2 separate regions of the Mus musculus genome follow, and region 2 is linked to region 1. A link is a loop called in an ENCODE intact Hi-C map of the cell type or tissue named here. Cell type or tissue: left cerebral cortex. All regions are shown on one strand.

Region 1 (2,500 bases):
GTGGCCCCTGGAATTGGACATTATGGTGGCCCTTTAGGGGTCAGACTGCAAGGATGTGGATCTTGATAGTCTTTTCTTCCTTCCTTTCTTCCCTCCCTCCCTTCCTTCCTGTGCTCCTTCTTCCATCCTTCCTCCCTCCTTCCTGTCCTCCTTCCTTCCTTTTCTCTTCTCTAACCTCATACACACACACACATATACATATATATATACACATACATATACATACATACACACATACACACACATATATACACATATACACACACACATATATATGTATATCTATACATATATATGTGTGTGTATGTGTGTATATATATATATATATATATATATGGACTCCTTTTTTAGACAGGGTCTCTCACTGAACCTGGAGGTCTCCAAATAAACTAGATGGGTGCCTATCAACCTCTAGGGGTCCTCCTGTTTCTGTCTTTCCAGTTATAGATGGTTTTTGTTGTTGTTGTTGTTTTAACAAGTATTAGGTATCATAGAAAAATATTTATAAACAAAATACACAGTAGTACTTGGCGGGTTAGATGGGGTACAAAAGAAAGACTGTGGATAGCATCAGAAAAATTCTTATCATTGTCACTTGTTAGATAACAACGCCACTCCTGAGCTGGGAGCACCAGGCCAGGGCCACTTTAGGGGCAAGGTTGAGATCAGTCACAGGGGAGAAACTCTGGAGGTTTTTAAAGAATGATATGCTACCAACAATCTACCTGGGAGGTGGTTGGAAGCTCTCCACTGGATAAAGCACCTCGGAGAAGACTCAGCCACTGTGGGGTTGTTTCCATGGGGCAAATAGCCAGGCTGGAGTGGGCTGAGATCCAGGTCCAAGGTGAGAAATGTAGCCAAGGGGGCTCAGGTGAGGCTGCTGAGAAGATGGTGCCTAAGGGAGAAGACAGGTGGGTGTTGCATGGAGAAAGGCATGTGATGAACGGGAGCAGTTTGCTTTGTGTTGTGTTTAGCTGAGAAGTCATTGGGAAAAAACAGCGTGGGTATAGAGGGTGCACGGACAGAAGGATCATTGCGAGCAAAGATTCCTGAGGAAGAAATAGGTGAAGAAAGTCTCCTTAGCATACTCCACATTGAATGTCTGTCCCATAATAGAAGGGCAGGAAGAAAGGAGGCATATACAGATGTGAGTGGGCGAGCTTTTTGAATATGTGGTTCAGATGCACTCTCCAGATGATGGGTCCTTTGTACAAAGTAGGAAATGGCACCCAGGAGTCACCTGCTCAGACTGTGGGTAGGTGTGAGTGTATGAGCATGTGTGTGCAGGCATAGCATGTGTGCTAGCACGTGAGAGCACACATGCTCATGAGTGGTTCTATCAAGACTTGAAGTTTTGATCATCCAACACTGAACAGAAAGCTCGAACTGATAGGACAGAAGGAGCCAGACCTAATCTGGTTAGCAGAGGAGGCCGGGACTCCCCAAGTGTGGTTTACAGCTTCCCCCAAGACTCGCCACCTGTCCTGAGGAGCAGCATACGAGGAGAGAAAACCTGAGGACGTGTTTCAAATGTTACCGTGACATTTATAGGATTACCGATGAAAATAGAACGTCTGTAGGCATGGCTTGCGTGTGAGAAGAGAAATTGCTCATTCAGGAATCCACCCTTCTCTGTTCTGTGGAGACTTCCTAAGACGTGAGCACCGGGTGGTGTGAGATGCCAGGTTTATATGTATGTGGCTGTAGGGGGTTTCTGCTGGCCTGTGTCAGATGCTGGAGGGAAGTTTCTAGGAACCATTAGTAGGCTGAACCTGACTCCCTTGTCTGCAAGTATCTGAAATGGAATGCCAACTCTGCTCTCCTGCCAGAAACAGCCTCAGAGTGACGCATCTTCTCCCTGTTGACTCTAGGTAAAATGTTAAGGTGTCCATTTGGTTGGTTGTAAGTGGGTGCTTCTGAGTTAGTATCTCCTCCTTATCTAATTAGCTCAGCTCATGGAAGAGACTGTTGGGGTGACTTATTGCTCTCCCTTGAACCAACCCAGCCGCCATTTAAGGGCTTCTTTGTGCCAGTACCAGGCCAGGGTTTTTACACTTTCTCATTCCGCTGTGTGGGTGATTTTAATCTCTGTTTATTAACACCTACCCCATTTACTCCTTACAACAACCTTATGGAACCTTATTAGCTTTAATACATAGATGAAGAAACTGAGGCTCAGAGACGTTGCATGAGATCAACTCTGCTAGAAGTGACAGCCCTGGGCTGGAGCCCAGTGCCTCCTTAATGACACACAAAGCCAAGGCTGCTATTGCTTCTCTCTCCTACACAGCAGCTGTCAGGAGTACCTTTCCAGGACCAAGCCATAAAGGCAGGCGTGGGTATGGGGTGTGTCTGGAAGGCCTCATCAGATACCGTGATTAAAATTAGACTTTTGTTGTTCATGCCTGAACAGTGTGTTTCCACCCCATCCCTACTCTCTTCCAAGTTTACCTGGATGGTCACTGCTACACTTTGAATCTGAGGTGTCTGTTACAGATTT
Region 2 (2,500 bases), 59 kb after region 1:
AGGGGTCTGGCACACATGCTCCTCTTTCTGAATGCTCAGGTGAATTACAGCACCCTGAAACATGGCATCTAGGATACAAGTGCAGATAATCTTTGACAAGAGGAACAAAGGCCAACCCTAGGTGAGAAGCATGAACTCTGATGGGTCTGAGGTCAGCATCCAGGGTGAACAGGAGCCAGGAGGCAAAGCTGGAGTCACAAAGATGGAGAAGGATGCAGCTGAGGGTAAAGACTATTAGGAGCTCACATTGTCCACTTAGATCAACATGAAGACACTGGAGGCAGGGAGATGCCTTGTGGCTTTGCAGGCACAGCTGGGGCCCTGGCAAGGAGAAGCACTAGGGAGCCTGTAAGCATGAGTATCTAGTGCCGCTCTCTGTGCAGCCATTTTCCTCCAGGTTCTAGAAAAAACAGAAGGACTCTAGGTGGGCTAGGCAGCATCACCAGACAAGTAAGAGACCCTCCAGACCAAGACCTTGCCTCTCCAGATTTGCTTATCAGGTGCATCTCTTCCAGCTGATCAGGAGGCCTGAGGGTACACTCACACACACACACACACACACACACACAGAGAGAGAGAGAGAGAGAGAGAGACAGAGACAGAGACAGAGACCGAGACAGAGAGAAAGACACACATACATAGACATACAGACACACACATGTATAGATACACATACACACATATAGATGCACACACACACAGACACACACACATAGACACACAGACACAGATACACACATACACACACACACACATATAGACACACACACACAGATACACACATACACACACATACACACAAACACACACAGACACACACACATAGACACACAGACACAGATACACACATACACACACATACACACAAACACACAGACACACACACATAGACACACAGACACAGATACACACATACACACACACATACACACAAACACACAGACACATACACACAGTCACACATGTATAGACACACATACATATACACACATAGATACAAACACACACAGACACATACACACACAGTCACACACAGACACATACATACACAGACATAGATGCACACACAGACATACACGTACACACACATATAGACACACACACAAGTGCACACACAGTCACACACAAACATGTACACACAGTCACACACACACACACACACACACACACACACACACACACACGGATCTCTTGTCTCCAGTCTTGACTTCCTGTAAGCTTCCCCCAGTTTCAATGCTTGCCAAATCAGCCTTCCTCTGCCACAGCCCCACTCCATTTATTTTCAGATTTTAGCTTTAAAATAGCCTTGCTGATAGGTGCCAAAACCCAACAGACCTGAAAACTGCTTACCAGGATGAAAAGCTGAAGGACACTGGTTTTCCAGATATGACTCAGGAAAGCCTCATCCCACACTGCTTGCCTTCTCCATCTGCAGACAGGGTGACACGCCCCCAACCCCAACCTTCCCCAGGCTTTCTTGCTTGGCACACATTTCAGTGAAAAGTGTATAAGAAGCTAACAAGAAGAATAGCTTCTAAAGGCTGCACGACAGGCCGGTATGAAAAAATAATCCATTCCCATGTGACAGAGAACTGAGGCAGGCACTCCAGTCAGACTCAGAGTGGACTGAACAACAGTTCCCACAATGCCTAGGGTAAGAAGAAAAAGTAGGATTGAGGCAGGGCAGTAGGCAGCAGTGAGTGTCCTTGGTCTATCTGTCTCTTTCTTCCCATCCTTGGTCCTTCTGAAGCTTCAGGTGTCCACGAGGAGTTGCCCTGGGAGTTATGCCAGGTATATCTCAGCCATACAGCCTGTGCTGGCTATTTCAATTATTCAGCTTGGTCAACAAACTGTAGAGAGGCCTCCAGCACTGTGCTATCTGTCCTTGGGAATCAGAGCTATATAAAGTAAATGCAAAACACGTTCTCTGCCTTCTAGGGGAGCCCAGAAAGCACACAGTATTATAAGTGTCACACCACAGGCCACCTACCGGCTTTGGAGGTTAAAGAGGACTCTGTGTGTGGTGGTGGTGGTGAGGTGACCTTTAGGCAGAGACCAGGAAGATAGATAGGAATTGACAGTTAAGTGGCAGGGAAGGTAAGCAGGGGGAAAGGTGGCACTTGCAGAGGGACCGGCCTGTGCAGGGGGGATGGGGGTGAGAAAGAGCAGGCTGTGCCCTGGAGATAAGGGGCTCAGTGTGGACGGAGAATGCTGGGATCAGGGGAATCAGGCATAAATGACCTGGAAAACCAGTAGAGCTACCCAAGGATCCTGGAGACCTCGTGTATTGGTTACTTTTGATGATGTGGCAGAACAATGGACAGGAAGCAACTGAGGGAGAAAGGGCTGATGTCGGCTTGTGGTTGGGGGTATAGTCAGTCCATCACAACAGGGATGGTTCCACAGTGGGAGCAGAAGCTCTGGCTATAACAGCAGGGCCATGTGCCTGCTTGCTCACATCCAGATGGGTGGGGAAGCAGAAACGGGGGGGGGGGGGGAT

What was found. A loop is a pair of places that touch in the nucleus more often than their neighbours do. Peaks named below come from ENCODE experiments on the same cell type or tissue, not always from the same donor. Only the 100,000 strongest peaks of a DNase experiment are listed, where the experiment ranks them.
Region 2: it touches region 1 in a loop (2.0-fold over the local background); 3 of 42 quality-filtered maps call a loop at or near these places.

What each region holds. Positions count from the first base shown.
Region 1 is chr12:77,602,665-77,605,164 of GRCm38, forward strand. The region is part of intron 2 of Gm35240 (a long non-coding RNA gene); the gene reads left to right. Among named protein-coding and RNA genes, the nearest start is that of Gm35240, 50 kb to the left of the region's middle. In left cerebral cortex, no CTCF peak of the experiment used is centred here; DNase peaks (open chromatin) are centred at 1,263, 1,532 and 2,299; H3K27ac peaks cover 972 bases.
Region 2 is chr12:77,661,972-77,664,471 of GRCm38, forward strand. No RefSeq gene overlaps it. Among named protein-coding and RNA genes, the nearest start is that of Gm35440, 87 kb to the right of the region's middle. In left cerebral cortex, no CTCF peak of the experiment used is centred here; a DNase peak (open chromatin) is centred at 1,394.